Regions from separate parts of the Homo sapiens genome. Here region 1 is linked to region 2. Evidence: chromatin contacts called from ENCODE Hi-C or POLR2A ChIA-PET data. All regions are on one chromosome and are shown on one strand. Each heading gives the region's core, a stretch centred on a gene start or an enhancer-like site at or near the end of the contact. The rest is flanking DNA. Distances are from core to core; before and after follow the strand shown.

Region 1 (4,838 bases), core at 708-3,207, 470 kb after region 2:
TTTCTTTTTTTTTTTTTTTTTGAGATGGAGTCTCGCTCTGTTGCCCAGGCTGGAGTGCACTGGCGCGATCTCAGCTCACTGCAAGCTCCACCTCCCAGGTTCAGGCCATTCTCCTGCCTCAGCCTCCTGAGTAGCTGGGACTACAGGCGCCCGCCACCAGGCCCGGCTAATTTTTTTTTTTTTTTTTTTTTGTATTTTTAGTACAGACGGGGTTTCACCGTGTTAGCCAGGATGGTCTCAATCTCCTGACCTCGTGATCCGCCCACCTCAGCTTCCCAAAGTGCTGGGATTACAGGCATGAGCCACTGTGCCCGGCCCTCTTTACTTTCTAAAAACAAAAACAAGAATTTTAATTTTATACAGTTCATTTTTTCTCCATCCCCAAGCTCCTCCAACCCTTTCCACCTCCATCTTAAACTTTTTTTTCTATTTTATTTATTTAAATAGAGATGGGAATCTTGCGATGTTGCCCAGGCTGGTCTCGACCTCCTGGCCTCAAGTGATCCTCCTGCATCAGCCTCTCAAAGTGCTGGGATTACAGGTGTGAGCCACTGCTCCCAGCCACATCATGCATTTTGACACCCAATCACTGTCATGAACTCTATATCCTTCCAGTTCACTGAAGTCTATGTACAGTGTATCTATGTCTATACTGAACCCTATAATATTGTGGTTTTCTTAATGCCCTAAGTGGTATACTGTATATATCACTGAGTAACTTGTTTTTCACTCAGCAGCACATTTAAGATCCATCCAGTGGGTATATGGATCTAGCTAATTCATTTAAGCTGTTACACTAGTCCACTGTACAACAGACCATTTTATTTATGGACTGTCTTACTGGTGGCCACTCTCCCTCCCCGTTAAACTAAGTTTCTTCTATTAATCAATACTCTTGTAGTACATGTCTCCCTGTACTGTGTGAGTTTCTATATATCCAGAAATTGAAGTCTTAGGTCATGGAGTATGTTTATTTCTATTTTTACTAAATAAGGCTGAATTGCTCTCCAAAGTGGCTATATCAATGAACGCTGAGTTGCTGCCTTCCACACCTTTTTCCACACTTGGTACTGCCAGACTTTTTAAATGTTTGCCCATCGGTGACATTTGTTTTTCTGCTCATCTAATGTTAATAACCAAAGAGGGATACCCAGATAGTTTCAACGTTTACAACATCTCTATTTCCCTGCTTAACTCAATCAAATCTCCTCTGAAATGGCATGGTGGACACAGTGTGTCTTATGTGCCCTGACTGACTCCACTGATGGGCAGTTCTTTTTCGTTCATGGCCAAGGGAGATATCAGTTGTTTAAAATTGAAGAAACATGGCCAGGCGCGGTGGCTGATGCCTGTAATCCCAGCACTTTGGGAGGCCAAGACAGGTGGATCACGAGGTCAGCAGACTGAGACCATCCTGGCTAACACAGTGAAACCCCGTCTCTACTAAAAAATACAAAAAAAATCAGCCAGGCGTGGTTGCGGTTGCCTGTAGTCCCAGCTACTCAGGAGGCTGAGGCAGGAGAATGGCATGAACCCGGGAGGCGGAGCTTGCAGTGAGCTGAGATTGCACCACTGCACTCCAGCCTGGGTCATGGTGCGAGACTCCGTCTCAAAAAAATAAAATAAAATAAAATAAAATAAAAAATGAAGAAACATTATCTGCAAGTAAACTGAAGATGTTTGGAAGGGATAGGACTCCCTTCAGAGAATCTTGACTGCAGTATTCAGCCAGCAGCTGTGCTGGTCCACAGTGTGAAATGCTAGGACTGGCAACCTCACTGCCCTTGAATAACTGGTCTTGGCATCTCTCCCACTGCAGCCCCAGCCTGCTTCCAAGACTGCTTGCTGGCATGAGGAAAGAGGCTTAGGGCTCCCCAGGAGCTTTGTCTATGGACAGAAGTGGGGGAGGTGAGTCTCAGAGGCCACCGAAGGTACTGCAGCCGGCTTGTTCCCTCCTACGTGCAGACAAGCACAAACCACTGCAGGGGCGGGGCTTCACCGCACTGCATGGTAGGGGCCCTAAAGCACCCAACTCCTGAGCTGAGCAGTCATACCAAGAGGCAGGAAGGCCCAGCAGATGCTGCACATCACCCTCCACCACTCACCCAGGCTCACCTTCCCCCAACAGCTTCTTTAACAAAGTCCCAAGTATTTAAATTACTCAATTATCCAGTCTGCCCCTTGGTAAAAAAATGCAAGCTCCCCGCAAGTATGGTGGTATCAAAAATGGTCTTCATATATCTGGTTGTTTAGCTCTATTCCCATCTGTATCAGAACTGATGCTTAAAGGGACAACTTAAAATCCTTAAGACCTCATACCAAATAAACCAATCTCACGAAGACCCTTGAAGATGCAATAAAACTCTGCTCACAGGGTCAACGCATTCTTGTGTTATACCAGCTAATTGAGATTTGACTGTGGACTTTTGGAGTGATTCAGAAAGAAGGGTAATGTCAAATGAGTCATTTTCCTCTACTCCGGTCTCAGTCTTAGCTCTTGGCCAAGATAACACATCCTGACTTGCCTTCATAAAAGCTGAAGCAGGCCAGGTGCAGTGGCTCACGCCCGTAATCCCGGCACTTTGGGAGGCCGAGGCCGGTGGATCACCTAAGTCAGGAGTTCAAGACCAGCCTGGCCAACATGGTGAAACCCCATCTCTACTAAAAATACAAAAATATTAGCTGGGCGTGGTGCAAGTGCCTGTAATTCCAGCTACTTCGGGAGGCTGAGGCAGGAGAATTGCTTGAACCCAGGAGGTGGAGGTTGCAGTGAGCCGAGATCACACCATTGCACTCCAGACTGGGCAACAAGAGCAAAACTATCTCAAAAAAAAAAAAAAAAAAAAAAAAAAAAAACAAAAAACTGAAGCAAAATAAACTAAAACCCAAGTAAAGTGAGTTTGTAATGTAAGTGCTGCATTTTCTTCTACCTTCCTGCCCACGGCCGTTTCCTCATTTCTTCCATTGCCTCAATATTAAGAAATAAACAGCTTTAGGAAATAAAATGGTTTTTCCTGTGACCCCACATCAGTGTCACAACATTCAAGGCACAGAAGCAACTCCCATAAAGTGCTAGCTGTTTAGAGTCACCGCCACCAAATTTGCTAAGTCACTGGGGGTACGGTTCTTAAAGAGCTAATGATGCTCTTTGCTAAAATATGAATACAACATTATTTCTAATGCAATGCTTAAAATGAAAGCAGTTGTGCTAGACAGGAGACCAACATCCATACATTTTGGCTCAAGTCAGTAACTGAGAAATGAGTTCAAGAACCTTCTTTAAGTCATCATTAATCAAGTCCCAGGAGAGGCGGCTGTGCCCGCTACAAAAGGGCCAGGAATGAAGCTGCACAGACGGCATTAGCTGGGCACCGGGCTCTGCCAGTCTACACTTAAGCTCTTAAGGCAGTACAGAGAACCAGGTGACCCGGACCAATCATTTTTTAATTAGTTGTGGCTTTTTTTTTTTTTTTTTTTGAGAAGGAGTCTCGCTCTGTCGCCCAGGCTGGAGTGCAGTGGCGCGATCTCGGCTCACTGCAAGCTCCGTAGTTGAGGCATTTTTAATTAGGGGAAATGCATGCTTCATTATCTGACTCACTGAAAGGGGAGAAGGGACTTTTTAAGCCTGCAAGAACCACAATGTAGTTTCCCCACTCACCCAGCGAAGATAATTCTCTCAAAAGCAGAATAATTGAAAGGTTGAGTCATCTTCCCCACAGAGCCCCACTCCCCCACAGATTTGGTGATACGTTACATTTCCCTTCCCCACAAGACAGCCCACTCCTGCCCCCACAGCACCTCAGGCCACCAAAGGGCAAATTATTTGCTAACAACGCTGCAGCAGGGGAGTCCTGACCTCCATCTCCTCTGTGACCTAGGGAGTGGCCACACCCTCAAGACGGCCAACTGGGGGCTACTGACCCTGGCTCCAATCCTAATCTCACCAGCAGGCAGAGCAAGTCAAGGGCTGGAATGTTCCTCTGGTAGGTAGTATTCTACTTACAGCGGAACACCAAAGGCTTAACTCAGCCCCTCCTTGCCTGCCTTTGTCTACAGGTCCCAATCTCAGATGACCAAAAAGCATCTGCTCCAAGCAGAGAGTTGGAAAGTTACATTATCAGTTACTTTGTCAATATTAAACCAGATCCCTTGGGGAACTGGTTTCCAGGAGACACGTGGTTATTCAGAGAGCCTGATTCCTCACGATTAGCTGTAGGCGTTTGGGGACAGTAGGAAGACAATGGATCAAGGCCCTTATGCTCAATTGTGGACTAAGTAATTGTGCTCAAAAATAATATATTCAGTCACAGGCTTTTCTTCTGGGTATTTCGCCAGAGATTAGACACTTACTGAGTGTGCCACATCCACGTAAGCATGAATCCTTTCAACCATCATGAGGAAAATGTTACTCCCAGTTTTCCCAGGGGAAACTGAGGTGTAGAGGCTGAACTCCTTCAGAGTCTCAGGAAATTAATGAGTCAAACCTGATTCTAAACGCCTTTTTGACAACTTCCCAATGTCTCTCTCCACGTGGACCTTCACTGTCGGCCTCACTTTAACCCGTACCAGCAAAGGTCCAAGCCCTGGGTCTGGAGTACGTAGATTAAGAAGCCAAGGGATGCCCTTACATGACTGAGTCTTTAAATGATCTTCAGACTGGAAGGTGCTTTCCTGCATCTTCTAATCCAGTGTGCTTGCCACCTGGTGAGACCTTACGAGGCTTCCTGTCCCCCTCCCTCCCACAGCAGGAAGCTCGTACCCCACTCCCAGCATTACAGGAGATACATTTTAAGATTGTGAGCTCGGTGGGCTATGACTCGTCTAGTCATCCTGGTCTC
Region 2 (4,764 bases), core at 1,225-3,724:
CCCACTCCCAGCATCATGAGAACAACAACCATAGTATCTCAGACTCAAAGAAGGACCCTTTCACGCAGTTTGGGGATATCAGCAGACATGCCCCATACGGCCACATTGGCTGACTCCAACTGGTCAGTGTCCATTCTGACCGGTCAATGGCCACCATGCACCTGTTATTGAGTATTTTGAATATCACCCCTAGAGGTGTTCACATAGGTTTTCTCTCCCTCTGCGGTGTAAGATGCCCCTTCATTTTGTCCCTCTATCACCATAACAATCCACTTCCACAGGGAGTGTTATCCAGAAAGAGAGGAAGGACAAACCTGCAAATGCAGCCTTCACTCCACCTCCAGAGATGGTCCTGGAGATTCTTACCTAGCGGCTCATCTTCTTGTGTGTTCCCCACACCTCATGGCATATGGCCCCTGCCCCTTAGGCCCACGATGGCCCCAGATGGACAGCCCTTGGTGCAAATACTGAGCTTCCAAGATGAGCATCTGACTGTGCCCCCAGTCCCAGGAGCAGACACTAATTTGGCCATCTGGGAGGCTCTAACCAAAGAGAAACAGATGGAGAGTAAGTGCTGATCTGGCCACTGACTCAAGCTTCTGCCCTAAAGCTGAGTCCAGGAGAGCTCATCCTAGTTCTTCGGTGTATCCCTATTTTCCAAGCCTCCCATCCCAAACATTAGCGCATGGTACTGCGGAAACAGTGGGGGAAGGTGTTTGTGAGCTCAGCCTCCTTGCCAGCATGAGGAATCCTCTGCAGTGCCCCTGACATAGGTCACAGCTCTTGCCCAAACCCTTTATCAGAAATTCACCCTGTGTCCAGACAATTACATCTATTTCTTGTACAGCTCAAGGTGTCAAGAGGTCTCCTTTTACAGTTAACCAAAGTGTTTCTTACTAAGTCCCACTGTCCTTTAGAAAAGGACAGCCCTACAGCCATTGGGGAACCCCTTCCACTTTCTCCAGGCTAAAAATATCTAGTTTCCTCAACTAATCCTTTTGTGCTTCAGTTTCTGAACTCATTCGTGTTCTCAGTAAACTTGATGGATTTCCTGTATCAGCAAATGGATGAAAAGAATGATGCTGGACTTTCATTTTTATATTGGAATGATTCTTTTTCTTAAAAATGTTGGCTTTTTTCTGGTTAAAAAGTAACACAGTATTGTTTTAAGAATATGAGAAATTTGGAAAAGTATGCTCCAAACCTCTTCACCAAAAGAAAATTTGAGATTAAGCTATACTTCAAGTTTTTTCTTCTCATACATACTTTACCTACATAGCTTTTTTTCCTCATACGTATTTTAAAGATATAAATGTATCTTTATATCATAATGTATGTATAATTTGGTCACCTCTTTTCACTTAATTATTATAAGCATAAAATCTTTAAAACATGATTTTTATTATAATAAGCTATAGAACTATATAACTGAAACAATCTCCTATTTCTAAATGTTTGGGATTTTCTAGTTTTTATTTTTATTTTTATTTTTATTTTTATTTTTGAGACCAGGTCTTGCTCTGTTGCCCAGGCTGGACTGCAGTGGCACAATCATGGCTCACTGAAGCCTTGACCTCCTGGGCTCTAGTGATCCTCCCTCCTCAGCCTCCTGAGTAGCTGGGATTACAGTTATAAGCCTCCATACACGGGTGATGTTTTACTGTTTAAAACAGAATATTTTAAAAGACTTCAGTAAGTGTTCTTGTGCATAAATCTTTATATGCACCTCTTCTTATCTCTGTAAAATAGTGGGGGCGTGGAATCATGTTAAATTATGGGAAAATATTATGAATGCTTTTTGAACTCTTAATACATTTTAGCTAATTGTTCTCCAGAAAGATTATTTCGGTGTAGTCTTCCAAGCAGCAACTGAGAGCGCTTTTACAGTCATTTTGTTGCCATGATTCTTTAGTTTGTAAATTCCATGTCTCTACATTTGCCACTCTCTGAAAAGGCAGGGGGCACAGAGCACAATACGTACAGAGAAAAAACAACTCTGTGGGGAAAATAGCTGCAGTGGTTCATTCCTCTGTGTGTCTCCCACATTTATTTAGAACAGTAAAAAGCTACATGTAAATTTTCCAAAGATTTCCACTCTACCTATTTCCTCTCCAATAATGACTTGCAGATTTCCCCTTAAAGTAATTTTGCTTTGCATTTCAACATAAGTTCTTGCCGAATCTAGCTTGGCTTAAAATTATAAATAGAGCAAAGAATGAGCACTTTATTCTATTCAGGGAACTCTTTCGTTCGTTTTGGAAAAGATGTTCTAAATCATGCAAGTTGGGTGCTATGGTGTAAGTAAATAATTTTTGCCTTATCTACCCTCAGAATAGATCATGAATTCTAAATGTTCATGCTTATTTTAGAGTAGATGAGTGGGAAGGGAGTACTATTGGGTTTAAGAAACGCACATTGGCTTTGGTATCATCTCCATGACCATCACTTATTTCGTATTTGACCCTGAGCCAGCTACTGATTCACCGAGCTTCAGTTTTTTCAACTGTAACATTGCTGAGTAACCGCTGCAGTAATATATTTGAAGCTATGACCTAGATGAGGTTGGCACAGTGGGAAGGATTTCCTGTGGGCTGCTTCATTCTTCTTCAGCTGCGTGTTACCAGGGGCCTTTGGGCCACCAGTTGGTCTTAGAAAAGGTTCAGCCCCTGGAATGACCAGCGGATGGCAGTCTTCCACTTTTGAATAGTTGCTTTGTGTAGAAAATGGCCTCGTTAAGCTTTAGTCTGAACTATGAAATTTTTTATTACTGGGAATAAACACGTGTTGAGCACCTGTTACATGCCAGTCATGAACGAGACACAGCTTCCGACTCAATAAGCTCAAGAGGGAGAGACCAAAGAAAATTAAAGTTCGCAAACACTTAAGAGTACAGAGTGTGTCTTATTGCCCAATTTAAAATTAATTAATCTTTACCTAAGTGAATTGAGGTTGTAACCCCAGTCTGAATCTTCTGTTAAACTTCTAGGGACACAAAGTTTCTTCTGGCTTAATGACTCACCTTAAAAACATCTTTTCAGCTGCTTGTACTTGAGAGTGGGCCTTATCAGAAGTAAGCATCGTTGACTTTTCAGTTCTACAAATCAATGATAGGTTTAAGCCCATGTGCAATTTTTAATCACAACAGGAAAAAAACACTTTTAGAAAGTCCACCAGCCTTAGTTTGGTAACACCTAATTTCTAAGAAAGTTTTCCAGGAAAAAAATACTGAATCATTTAAATTATAAGAAATGATGCATAAAGCTGAAGTTCAAGAATAGTCATTACAGCCTTATAGTCCCTTAGGGGCCAGTTGGGCCAAGTTTAGGATTTAACTGTTGCTGGAATGAGAAGGCAGTCCCCACCAGAGGGTTGCTTAGGAATTCCATGTGTTTCTGTGTTTTATCAGCCCAGAAGTTCAATTACGAGTCATGTCCTCTTCTGACTAGCAAAGCAGATTTGGTCCTTTTAGGAACATCCTTTAAGGACAGTGGGTGGGTGTGGTTTGGAGCCTCACCTGGAAGGTTAGTCCCCACTCCCTGGTAGGGACTTCTCCTTCCCCTTGCTTCTGCTGACAGGCTTCCTGGACCAGGTCGTGAGTGGGGAGCTCCTTTCATGTTTACACTTGTTGGGCTTTTCACTGAAGGTGTTGTAATAAAATGAAACTCCTCTACAGGCCTCATCCATGTGATGTCCTCCCATTGGGCACTGGCATGGTCCTTCATATTCTTCTTTTAAATTAGGTATATGGGGATGTGAAGACACTTTCCCAAATGTATGTGCATTACTTGGTTTTGAAAGCAGAAAATTAAGTTAGCTAGTCAGATGGAAATTACTTGGAAACAAGTAGCCTAAGGGTTGGAAACATGAAGATAACTGAAATTCTGTTTACCTTTTATTCTTTTTTTTTTTTTTTTTTTTGAGATGGAGTCTCACTCTGTCACCCAGGCTAGAGTACAGTGGCATGATTTCGGCTTACTGCATCACTGCAACCTCCACCTCCCGGGTTCAAGCGATTCTTCTGTTTCAGCCTCCCAAGTAGCTGGAATTACAGGTGCACACCATCATGCCCAGTTAATTTTTGTATTTTTAGTAGAGATGGGGTTTCACTATGTTGGCCAGGCTGGTCTCAAACTCCTGACCTCAGGTGATCCACCTGCCTCAGCCTCCGAAAGTGCTGGGATTACAGGTGTGAGCCACCACACCTGGCCTACATTGTATTCTTTACAAGAGTATTTAAATGTCTTGAGTTTTAAAGTTAGGAAGAAAACCAGATCATACATGGCTGAAACAAACAAACAAACAAACAAACAAACAAATCCTTTAGCCTAGAATATTCCAATTATTGTAACAAATTTTAAGCTAAAGGACTGAGTCATTGTCCCAGATTTCTAATAGCAATCTAGCAAAATAGCAAAGGACATGAAATATGCAAATAGCAAAATAGCAAAGGACATGAAAAATGTCTGCAAACCTGTAGGGGAGGAAAAATGTTTCCTCTGCATTCTTAGGTTCTCTGGCTGCAGTCTGTGAATTAAGCTGACAAAAGATTAACAGATAAAAAGCATACCAATTTTGTTTGATGTTAATATTTTTGTAGTGGCATGGGGGGCTTCATAGGAAAGAAGTGACAACCCCAGAGAAGCAGTTAGACTTGAGGGATTATATACCATTTTAACAAAGGGTGATAAACTATGGAGAAGTGATTAGACAAAGGAAAGGGGCTGGGGCTTCTAGGGACAGTAAATTGTGAGAAATTGACTAAGA

What was found. A loop is a pair of places that touch in the nucleus more often than their neighbours do. ChIA-PET counts read pairs that join two places held with the same protein, here RNA polymerase II (POLR2A). Pooled maps may share reads with other maps.
Region 1: a pooled map shows a loop between it and region 2 (2.9-fold over the local background). The contact joins two enhancer-like sites. A Hi-C loop is called at or near these places in 1 of 50 pooled maps. POLR2A ChIA-PET finds 5 or more read pairs at or near these places in 4 of 52 experiments (A549, IMR-90, PC-9 and 1 more).

Annotation. Positions count from the first base shown.
Region 1 is chr15:72,224,919-72,229,756 of GRCh38, forward strand. All of the region lies in intron 1 of PKM (pyruvate kinase M1/2), which reads right to left. Among named protein-coding and RNA genes, the nearest start is that of PKM, 3.9 kb to the right of the region's middle. RefSeq lists enhancers at 1,790-2,084, 3,502-3,761. Within about 2 kb of position 1,958, at least 37 of the 41 ENCODE cell types and tissues checked have a DNase peak (open chromatin) inside an H3K27ac peak, as active enhancers do.
Region 2 is chr15:71,750,182-71,754,945 of GRCh38, forward strand. The region is part of intron 14 of THSD4 (thrombospondin type 1 domain containing 4); the gene reads left to right. Among named protein-coding and RNA genes, the nearest start is that of NR2E3, 58 kb to the right of the region's middle. Within about 2 kb of position 2,475, at least 9 of the 41 ENCODE cell types and tissues checked have a DNase peak (open chromatin) inside an H3K27ac peak, as active enhancers do.